2 separate regions of the Homo sapiens genome follow, and region 1 is linked to region 2. A link is a contact called in ENCODE Hi-C or POLR2A ChIA-PET data. All regions are on one chromosome and are shown on one strand. Each heading gives the region's core, a stretch centred on a gene start or an enhancer-like site at or near the end of the contact. The rest is flanking DNA. Distances are from core to core; before and after follow the strand shown.

The links. Hi-C counts contacts between places; a loop is a spot of excess contacts on that map. ChIA-PET counts read pairs that join two places held with the same protein, here RNA polymerase II (POLR2A).
Region 1: a loop to region 2 is called in a map of gastrocnemius medialis, with 2.2 times the contacts of the local background. The contact joins two enhancer-like sites. A Hi-C loop is called at or near these places in 1 of 168 maps with a recorded cell type or tissue (gastrocnemius medialis). POLR2A ChIA-PET finds 5 or more read pairs at or near these places in 2 of 52 experiments (MCF 10A and common myeloid progenitor, CD34-positive).

What each region holds. Positions count from the first base shown.
Region 1 is chr22:27,575,672-27,581,276 of GRCh38, reverse strand. No RefSeq gene overlaps it. Among named protein-coding and RNA genes, the nearest start is that of CPMER, 140 kb to the left of the region's middle. RefSeq lists enhancers at 4,337-4,837, 4,838-5,338. Within about 2 kb of position 3,901, at least 4 of the 41 ENCODE cell types and tissues checked have a DNase peak (open chromatin) inside an H3K27ac peak, as active enhancers do.
Region 2 is chr22:27,457,104-27,463,017 of GRCh38, reverse strand. No RefSeq gene overlaps it. Among named protein-coding and RNA genes, the nearest start is that of LINC02554, 150 kb to the right of the region's middle. RefSeq lists an enhancer at 883-1,657. Within about 2 kb of position 2,322, at least 5 of the 41 ENCODE cell types and tissues checked have a DNase peak (open chromatin) inside an H3K27ac peak, as active enhancers do.

The DNA.
Region 1 (5,605 bases), core at 2,652-5,151, 120 kb before region 2:
TTAGCCGATGAGTGTATTTCAAGCAGGTCACGTTAGACAGCTCTTGCCGACTTTGAGAAAGGCAGGTGAAGTCCACATCCTCATGGAACATCTTGTCTAATGGGGGAGGCAAGCTCTCAGAGAGCCCAAAACAAACCACATAGAACAAAATCATTTAGACTGGGGAGGAGCTGTGCTGGAAATAACCTGGGGTAGGATGGTGAGGGTCATGGGGGGCACAATGGGGGCATCAAAGAGACATCTTCCCACCTCCCCCACCCCATATTGAAGCCCATATTGAAATAGTGGAGGATGAGAAGGAATCGGTTTTGGGAAGATCTGGGGGCAGAATGTTCCAGAAGAGGGACAAGGCCTTGAGGAGTGGCAGGAAGGCCGGACGGAGCAGGTGGAAATGAGGCCAGTGACAGTGGTAGTGGTAAGGCAGCACATTCAGGTTCCTGCGGTCCTGGTGCGGAGTTCAGATTCTTCCAAGTGCGACTGTGAGCTTAGAGATTGTTCTAAGACCTCCATATCCGCTATATGATGCCTACACACATGTATGCGGGACACCCTCAGGCACACACGTGTGATCTGGTCTCATTTGTGCACAACCATGTGTGGTTCCTGTTGTAACATGCATGTGGGTGAACTCTTAGGCACACACGCACTGCACACAGAGGGACACCCATGTGTGGTGCCCGCTTGGCACACACATGGCCTCACCCCTTTCCTGCTGGTGTTTCCACTTAGCAGAAGTGGCCAGGAGGTGGCAAACTGCCGACCCGCCTTGGTGCCCCCATCTGGAGCCGCCAGGGCTGAGGCCAGGGCATGACTCAGGGTTCCTGGTTGCAGAAGTCAAGGGGCAGCCTTGGCTCAGGTTTAAGGCTGATTTCAGTGAGCGGCTGCTTGCTTTATGTTGTTCTTTTGAGTGGTGGGGAGGCAAAGCCCAGAGAAGCAGGGAGGTGGAGAGAGCCACACTGGCTCCGTTTTCCATTGTTGGGCCTCAATTTCCTCATCTGCAAGCTGAGCAGGGCAATCGTGTGCCACTAAATTCTACCACGACCTGAGGATGAGGCAGTGGAATGACCTGTGATTTTGAGGTAAGCCCTGCAGTAGATTCAAGGCAGGAGAAATCAGCCTGACAAGAGGCAGTCAAGGAAGGCTTCTTGGAGGAGGAGCACTTGTGCCAGACTGCATAGCCCATTCCTGCTGAAACAGAACCCAGAACTGAGCTGCCCTTCATGGCATGTGCTTGGGAAAGCTGTGGCAGGACCTTGGGCCACTTTTGTGCTGCTGCCTGTGATGTGCACCCTGTGTGCAGTTCCACACACGGGACCCTGCAAGGTTGATAGGATTATCCCCATTTTACAGATGGCAAAGCTGAGGCTTAGGTTTTATGGCCCATGTCAAAGAGCTGGGAAGTTAAAGCCTAGGTAGGAATGCCAGATCTGCTGCCCGATTTGCAGGAGCCCGCACGGTGTCCACATCTCCTGCAGTTGCCTTCTCCTCCTTCCTCACACCCAGCCCCATCTCATTCAATCCTTAGTGCTCTGTAAGTGACAAACTGACTCCTTTCGAATGACAGTACCTGGAGCCCATTATGGGCAAAAATTAGGGTACAGGTCCCTTAGGAACGAGTTGGAGCCTCCAGTGTGTGTCAAGTTCAGCATGCATGGTTCATTAACATGCCCTTGGCGTCTCTCTGTCCCATGGTGATCCCCCTTGCATGGGCAAGGGGTGACAGTAACCCCATCTCTCTGTTTGCAGATGATGGCAGTTGGGGCTGTCTCAGCCTCTTGGACACTTATGTCCTCCAGTGGGGTCAAGGGAGGGAGCATCGAAGATGAGGGTAACTGTCGGCTCCTGCTCTTGTGTTTTACATGGATGGGTCTCCAATCTCCTTCACAGCTGCCTGGGTGTGAAGATGCTCTGACTGTTCCCGGGGATGGGGAGTCCCTGTGGGGACAGCCTGAATACTCGAATCAGACAGACTCAGGCTCACATTTGCCCTTTGCCTTGTCCTAGAGCTTCATCTCATCTCCAAGACCTCTCAGCTATAAAACAGCCCTTGTATCACTGAAGCCTCACCAGGCAGGGATTCTCCTGGCTTGTTTACTCTGGAATCTTCTGTGTCTTGAATCAAGTAAATGCTCAATAGCCATCTGTTGGAATTGTGAACTACAGAGCCGTTTGTGTGAACTACAGAGCTATTAAATGAGATAAAATGTGGTTAGGGCCTGTTACACAATCAGTGCTTCATAAATGATCCCTGCTGTATTCATATAAAGTGCTTGGAACAGTGGCTGGAAAATAATAATAATACAATTAATAGTAATTCAGGATATGATGATTAATTTTTTAGGCTTCTGATACAAGTTCCGCAATAACAGTCACTCCTCTGGGCATCTGTTATTTGCCAGGCATCTTGTCAGGTGCTTTTCAAGACATCTTCTCATTAGACCTTCGTCGTGGCCTTGGGGGGCACCTTTTATTATCCCTATTTCACTGACTAGGAAACTAAGGCTCATAGATGCCATGACTTACCCATAATTTTATTTTTTAGTTTTTCTAGAGACAGAATCTAGCTCTGTAGTCCAGGCTGGAGTGCTGGGGTGCAATCCTAGCTCACTGCAATCTCCAACTTCTGGGCTCTAGTGATCCTCCTGCCTCAGCCTCCTGAGTAGCCGGGACTGCAGGCACACATCATCACACCTGGCTATTTTTAAAATTTTTTGTAGAGATGCAGTCTCACTATGTTGCCCAGGCTGGTCTCAAATTCCTGGCCTCAAGTTATCCTCCTGCCTTGGTCTCCCAAAGTGCTGGGATTCCAGGCATGAGCCACTGTGCCAGGTCCTTACTTATAATATCAAAACCAAGAAGGAGAGAAGCCAGGGGTTGAGATTACCTTCTCTGTGGAATATCCCCCAGTCTCGGTCTTTCATGGCCACCTAGGTAGTTTTTGCCCCATTATTAACCCAACGTCATTCTTTAAATCCACTTTACACTAACTCACTTAAAAAAGATTTTAGCCTCAGCCTTAGCAACAATATCCATGACATCCCAAATTGGAAGTGATGATATTTTTAATACACATAAAAATAAATATTTGAGAATTAAAAACAAAAAGTTTTATGCCTGTGTACCACCATCTCCCAGCCACTGGGGTGTTTAAACCTCTTTTTGGGATTTACTGATCCAGTTCAACCATCTTATTTCATGGGTGGGGAAATGGGAGTGTCACACAGAAAAGTTCAGTGATTTGCCTAAAGCCACACAGCAAACACAGCTGAGACCTCCTGACTCCCGAGCCTGGGGCATTCCCTGCCCCTCAAACAAGTGTGTATGTCAGGAGAGGCGGAGCTCACCCAGGGGTAGGCCCTGCCTGAGTTTGGAAGGAGACCAGGCTCCGCTTCACAGACACCATCTCTGTTAACCCTCAGCGCACCTCTTAAGGAATGCCTTCTTGTTCCTATTTTAAAGTTGAAAGGACTGAGGCTCAGAGAGGTAGAGCAAGTCTCCAGAGGACACACAGTAAGGGGTGGAGCTGGGATTTGAACCCCAGATCTGGGTGCTGTGCATTGGAGAATGTCGCTAAGGACGCGCGGACTTGGTGGAAGGAACACCGCTGTCAGGGGTGACGGTGCGGAGGACACAGGTTGGCTGGGAGCCTTCAGTGTTGGGACCGAACGGCCTTCTTTTCCTCTTAGCCTGAAACATCTATGCTGCTGTACCTTTCCGCTTTCTGGAATAGATTTAGGTTGCAGAGGCCTTTGCTGCAGCTGACGTGCTGCGTATTTTTAACTTGGAGAAGAATGTCCTGGGCTTTCTGAGCCTCCCGCCAGCCGTACCTCCTTGGGACCAGGAATGCAGCCTGCTTCCTGCCTTCAGTAGCCTCTCATTTTCTCCCCAGCCCAGCAGCCCTGTCTTCTCAAGTCGAGACGGCTAAAGGTCTTGGGAATTTTCGTAAAACTCTTAAACCTGGCTGTGAGCCAAAGGGAAACAGCTCAGAGAAGGCTGACGCTGTCTGGGAGATGATAGAAATATGGCATTCCTGCGGCAGGCGATTCCTGAATTTACGGGGGGCGGCATGCAGGCCCATCAACAAGCAGCCGGCCCTGATGGCTGGATCTTTGCGGCACCCAGAGACGCAGCCGGCAGGAAAAGAAGCGGAATAATCGCAGCCAGTTATGCAGCTTTTGCTGTGGGCCAGTGTTCATTGGTCTTCATGGGTTAGCTCCCCAAAGCCTCATGAGCTGAATGGGGTGGGTGCTATTGTTAGTGACCCAGAGAGGTACACTAACTGGTTCAGGGTCACACAGCCAGGAAGTGGTGGGCCTGGAATTCAAGCTCAGTCTTTGCTGCTATACATCCCTGTTACATACACCTAGACACATCCACCTATCCATGTATGTACACACAAGCAAGCACGGACACAATACATGTGTGCATGCAAACACACAGACAACATACACACAAAGACATGGATGCAGCACAAGAACACATATGCATATGCAACATGCATGCACATACAACACACGATGGACACAGTGCTTACACGAACACACGTACACACACGTATACCATGTGTGTGCATGCACTGACTCATAGACACATTCCAAAACCTGAAGCCAAAGTGCTTACCTGGCTATCTGGAGCAGGGCCAGGACTCTGTCCCTCAGACCCTGGGAGCACCAGCTTCCTTCCTCCCTTCCCTCCCTTCCCACAGATGTTTGCTGTGGTTCCGGCCAACTAGCCAGATGTGCGCCACGGCCCAGGATGTCTCAGAGACCCAGAGGCTGAGGGGGTTGCCAGACTGCCCCCAGATGTCTCCGTGACACCATCCGGCCCCAGGCTAAGAGGAGCCAGACCCTTGAAAGGGACCCATTGCTCTGCAAGGTTGCTGGGCTCTCATGGTGCGGGGGGCAGTTTGCCACGAGAGCTGAATTTTGTGGTCCAAGCAGGAATTCTAAGGCTGAGTCCAGTTTGAAGCTACCACGAGACTGGGGGCTAGCCCTCTGCCCTTCCTGAGCCTTAGTTTCCACTGCGTGCAATGGGGACAGCCAGGCCAGGTTGGCCTCTCGAGGGTGTCTTGGGGACTGAACACATTTAAAATGGAAAGGAATCTTAAAGATATCTTTAGTTCTCAATTTGCTGATGGGGAAACTAAGGTTCGTATCACACTGAGAGTCAGTGGCAAAATTGAGCTTGGAAACCGGCTCCTACAAATCTTGGCTGGAAATGTCTCATATTTAACTTAACCAGCTTCTTCATCGGCAGCATGTAGCGGAACACAGGAATGAAAAGATTGTTCTGTCTTCTTGCTAGCAGGCCTGTTCTGACATTTCCTTTTTGCCCTAAGACATTTTTCTCTGGGGTTACTGATGAACAAAATGGAATTTTTTCTGAGACGCATCCAGTTGGTCCAAATACCAGTGCCCCCAAATATAACATTTACTTCTCCCAAACCCCGGGCTTTGGTCTGTTTCACCCCAGACTCCCCAGTCCAGATTTCAGAGGCTTGGGGTCAACGGCAAGGACATTGCATTATAGTGCCCCGTACTGATGCGACTATAGGCTGGGTTTGGGCTGTCTCTCTCTTCTCAGGGAGGTGGCAAGGAGGGAGAAT
Region 2 (5,914 bases), core at 1,073-3,572:
AGTTGGCACAGCCCCTAAGGCTTCTTGCAGCCTCCCCCAGCCTCCCTGGAAACCCCTCAACCTCTGACGACGAGGCCCAGCAGTCGCCCTTGCCGTCCCTGCACATGGAAGCTCATCAGAGGAGCACCACCGGGGTGCATCCAATTCCGCCGGATCCTCATCAAAATGAGAAATCTGCGGTCTGGGCAGCCATGGAGCGCTGATAACACTCTTGCAGGTGAACCTCCTCACTTATCACTGCCGGAGTCACCTCTGTCTCAAAAGATTTGTTTTCCCTAAAAAAAAAAAATCTCTTGGATGTGTGATGGGCTTGGCTGTGATTAAAAAAAAAAGAAAAGAAAGAAAGAAAAGAAGAAGAGCTAGAGGAACATTTTATTTTTCCAGAAGCAGGAGTTCTGCACCCTTACCTTCCTGCCCCCTCCTGCGCAGGGGCTGCACATCTCACCTCCTCCCCAGCTCCTGCCTGCCAAGACCAGGAACCAGGAGGAACAGGGAAAAACGTGGAATCATTTAGATCTGGTTTTCTTTCCACATGGCAACAGTTGCCACACAAAAGAGATCCCAGCCCAGACTCAGCCTGGTTTTGTTTGGCCAACAAAGCCAGTGTTTGTTCAGGAATCAATAGCGAGGGTGATGAGATGGAACAGTGACGAGGGGTGTCCGCAAGCCCGGTCCCCTGTGCCCTGGCCCTCCTGGCCAGGCTGTCCTCTGGATCCTCTCTGCCTCTGAGCCCAGCTCGTCTCTCTTGCAGTCTTGGCTTCTGGGTCGTCTCTGTCCCCCTGGGTTTCTTTCCCTCTGTCTCCCTGTCTGTCTCTCTCCCTCTTTCTGTTTCTGTCCTTTGTCCCTGTGCATGGCCCTCTCCATCTGTCCCCTCTATACCCTTCCCCTTTCCAACTCATTCTCTCCCTCTTCCACCTGTGGGTTTCTACCTGCATATCTCTCTCTCTCTCCCTCTTTCTCCTTGTCTCTGTCCCTGTCTCTCCTGTGACATTTGTCTCTTCCTTCTGCGTCTCTGTCTTTCTCAACATTTCTGTCTTGTGTTGGTCCCTGTGTGTGTCTCCTTCAATGTGTCTCCTTCTCCCTGCTTTCTGCCCCTGCATCTCTGCCTCAACATCCCCACTCAATTAGAAGAAGCCATCTTGGCCATCAGCTTCTGGGCCCTGTACACACCAGTGTGAACTTTCTCTTCAATGTTCTGGGTCCTGGCTTGTGCACTGATGGGTCAGAGGAATGGCTTAAGGTTTCAGAGCTGCTCACATCACGACACACCTCCCCCAGCTCCTCCAAGGACTCTGCTTGAGGAAGAGGCAAGTGTGACAAATGAGACCAGAAGCCCTGGGAGTCAGCGTGGTTCCCAGGGCTGGGAGGAGAGACTCAGAGTTAAACAATGCCTGCTGCATAGCAGGCATTCCAACCTCATTCTCCAGGAGCTCACAGTCCTACAGAGTACACCCATCCCCAAATATCAACCACCCAGGCAAGGTGGCCAGGACCCTGATTGCTGAGGGCAGACCGGTTTTAAGCCAGACTTGAGCCAGAGCAGGGTTCAAATACTGTTGGTGCCACTTACTAACTGGGTAACCCTGGGCAAGTCACTTAACCTCTGAGTCTCAATGTCCTCATCGGCAAATAGAGGTAATGGCGACACCTGCCTCGTGGGTCAATGTGAGGATCAAATTATTTAAATTATGTAAGGCACTTAGAACAATGACTGGCACATAGTAGGCATTCCAGTAATATTAGCTTTTATTATTACTATGAGAATCATAAGACAAATGAACTACTATTATACTTCCTACCTGGGTTCGGGGGAAAGGATATTTTGGTTGGGGTTTTGAGGAATGAGTAGGAGTTTGTCAAGCTTACAGAGGAACTTCCTTCCAAGGTTGGTGGTACAACATGAGTCAATGTCATTTTATAGATGAGAAAATAGAAGTCCAGAGAGGGGAAGTGGACCTTAGTCATAATTACAAATCCCAAAGAAGAGTGTGGCAAACCTATAGGTTTATGTCAATGGTCACTCTGATCCTGGCCCTGCGACCTCAGGAACAAAAGGGTTAATGGATTGTTTCATTCTTGTGGGAACACAATGGTCTCTGCTTCTCTTGCTTCTATTCAATGTGTCCCTGTTCCCTAAGCTGTGAGCACAGAGTCAGCCATCCCAAAGACTGGGATAAGGATGGACCTGGAGTTGCAGGGACAGCCAGCCACTGGCAAATCTACACAGCCCTTTCTCCAACTGAAGCATTCTTGGCCCGAAAGCAGCTTGCAGATGCTGGAAGAAATGAGGAAAATGTTCCTCGGATCAGCTGATTGGTATTTAGATCTCTCCAGATCCAAAAGTCGCAGCCTCTTGGCAGCCCAAGTGACTCCGAGATGCTGCCAGTTTGCTTGGTCTTTGAGGCTTCTTGGAAGAGTTGGTAGTTTTCTATTTTCTTTCTTTCTTTTTTTGCTTTCTTTTTTCAGTCTTTGAGGCTGCTTGGAGAAAGCTGGTAGCTTCCTATATTCTTTTTACGTTTTTTAAAAAATCTTCTGTTCTTTCCTTTCCATTATTTCCATGCAATGAGGAAAGCTCAGGTAGTAGGAAATGGCTTTTTCGTTCTCTTTCAGCGTAGGGTACCCTCTTCAACCCTTGAGGTCTGTCCACACTCCCTTATGTCAGAGAGACTCTGTGGCGTTGAGAAAGACCACACTGCCTGGGTTCAGATCCTTAGTAATGATTGTGGCAGGCAGGTTCTGATGTGGCTGTCAATGGTCCCACGTGCTGGTATTCACATCATGGTATTCCCTCCCTTTAACTGTGAGCTGGACCTGGTGACTTCCTCCTAAAGAATAGAATACTGCATAAGTGCTGACATGTTAATTCCGAGATTAAGCTAAAAAAGACCATGAATTCCTTCTTGTTCTCTCTGTCTCTGCCTCTGTCTCTCTCTCTCTGTCACCTGCACACTTGGAAGAAGGAAGCTGCTACATTGGAGATGCCTGTGTGACCAGGAACTGTCCCAGTTCCTGCAGGACCCTCAGTCCTACAATCTGCAAGAAATCGAATTCTGCCAGCAAGCAAGTGAGTGAGTTTAAGTCATGTCCTGTTCCAGCCAAGCCTATTAGGATGATACTGCAGCCCCAGACCTTAATGGTAGACTCTGAGAGACCCTAAAACAGAGGAGCCAGGTAAACCTCGATGGCTGACCTACAGAAATCATGAGATACCCGTGCTGTTGTTTCAAGCATCTCTGCTTTGAGGTAATTTGTTACTTGGCATAGATAGTGAATACAGTGACCTTGGGGGAAGTGAGTTCTACCTCCCCATCTGTAAAGTGGGTGCAATGATGTCTGAAAAGTCAGCAGGAAATAGGTGCGGGGTCTGGTGCCCAGGAAGAGTTCAACACAAGAATATTTTATGTCTTAGTTAACAAATATTTCCTAGACCAACCCTGGGTCCTGTGTCAGGTGCTGGGGGCTTGGGGGATGACACAACAATGGTAGCCCTGCCCACATGGACTCAAAGTCCAGTGCAAGGGAGTCATGCAAAATTAAGTAGGAAGTTTCATGAGTTCCTGAGAGCAAATGCCAGGGAGACCTGGCCAAGGCAGGAAGGGCTTCCAGAACAAATGGTTTACATGGAAACTGAAAACGATAAGCTGCTTTTAAATGGCTGGAGAGCCAGCCATAAGCCAGTCCTGCACCCAGGATGTGTGCTGTCTAAATATGGGCTTCCCTAAAACAGACCCCAAGACAGGGATGTGAAGGCAAGTGGCATTTTAGGGGGATAATCCAGGAAGCACTGGTGGGGAAGGAAGGGAGTGAGACAGAGAAGGGAAAGAGCCTATCCAGGGTGCACTAATGAGCAGGTTATCACGTTGAGCAGCTGGAACTCAATCCCACTGGGGAAGTCTGAGAACCAGTGTAAAACACACACCTCAGTTATCTACCCAGGGAGCGAGGGAGCTGAGATATTTATCCTCCAACTCCTGTCCATCACTGGAAGGGTGCTTTTGGAGCATTAACTCCTGGTGCTTCTGACCTTGCCCTCATGCACATCATCTGAGCAAAAGTGCTGGTAGGGAGTTGCAGGTGCTTGCTGTCATGTGCATTCAGCATGCACTGGGATGGTAAGTTTGGGGTATATGCCCACAGAGGCACTGTTTGCATCTGTACCACGTGCAAATCCACAGCAGGGTGAGATGAACAGAACCTCTACTCTGACAATGATAAGCTTTAGCATGATTCCTCCCTGCAGGCTCAGCCCTTCCCAGAGTCCCCACGCCACCTTGGACAGGCATTAAAGGTCATTCCTCAGCTCCTTCCCACAGCCTGACCTTGGCCTCCAATCCTCTCAGAGCCTTGGTCTGACCACAGGACTCTTGTTTACTACCAGAGCTTGTCCCTATTTTGCCCCCCATCCCCATCACTGATGGTTATCTTGGTTACCTGCCTGATGCCTCTTACACTGGGCCCCACATGACACCCCTGGAAATCCCCTCCAGAGTGTTTTCAACCAGATCCAGGATCCTGAACTTCAAAGTATCATCCAGATTCATATCCTGTCATCACCAGGATACATTATCCAAGTACCCTTAGGAGCCTCTCACCTCTCTGAGCCTCCCTGTTTACCCAGAACTGAGGATGGTGAGAGGACCAACGAGCTCATTCCCTTCTAGAATCAATCTTTAACACCAAACTGTGCAGCACTTCATGGATGCCATAGGTACAGCATGGACCAGAGTAGAAATGGGCACTGCCTCATGGAGCTCAGGTCCAGTGGGATGATGGTGAATGGGTCCAGAAAGCTGTGAGCACCAGAGACAGAGTCCACTCCAGCTTGCTGAAGCACACAGGGAACTTGCTGAGGCTGGTCACTGGGAAAGACCCCTGGGAGTGGCCCCACGGAACTACAGGAAAAGCTGCAGACCCAGGCTCCCCACAGTCTCTGCTTATCTGTTCCCCATCACTGCTCATCTCCACTTGGCATCCCTCTGCAGACCAGCTCACTCCAGGTGGTGGGAGCTCCAGGTTGTGGGATCTCCAGGTGGTGGGATGGTGGCTGCTCAGGCTTCCAACATCACATTCTTTCAGCTCAGCACCCTGTCTGAGTCTTCCATGGCTGTATAACTAACCACCCCAAAGTGGAGTGTCTTAAACTACACCGTTTATTTTGTTCATAAATCTGCAATTGGGCAGAACCCAGTGGGACAGCTTGTGTCAGCTCCATGTGACATCAGCTTCAGGGACTCAAAGGCTGGGGGGTTGGAATCACCAAAAGCTCATTTATTCACATGTCTGACAGTTCATGCTGCCTATTGGATGGAATCTCAGAGGGCGCTATCAGCTGGAACACTGAACATTGGCCTTCCCACGTGGCTGGAGCTTCCTTACAACATGGCGACGAGTTCCAACAGTGAGCGTGCTGAGGCAGAGCCCGGTGAAAGCTTCACTGCCTTTTGTAACCTAGCCTTAGAGCTCATGCAGAGTCCCTTCCACCACCCTGCCTCTATTCACTGAGGCAGTCACAAAGACTGTCCATATTCAAGGGGTAGGGGACTGGATTCCACCGTTTGTAGGGAGCAGTGCCAAAGAATTTGCGGACATGTTTCAAAACATACAGCCCCTGCTCTGTGGACACTGATTATCCTTGTTCTGGTCCCATGTATACTCTGTGGGCTACTCCTTTTTACTGGGGGATGGGAGGTTGGGATTTTTCAGTCCTGAGTCAAACCTCCCTTCCTGGGGCCAGTGTGAATATATGGGGAGAAGGCTGAGACTGTGAACTCACAGCCAGACCAGAACTGTGTACAATGAGAGACTGAGGTTTCTCCAAACAAGGGACGGCAGGCAGACAAAAACATATGTCCTTTCTGAATAATAAATAAATAAACACACAAGTACATAATGATCCACGGTGAAAAGTGCTCTG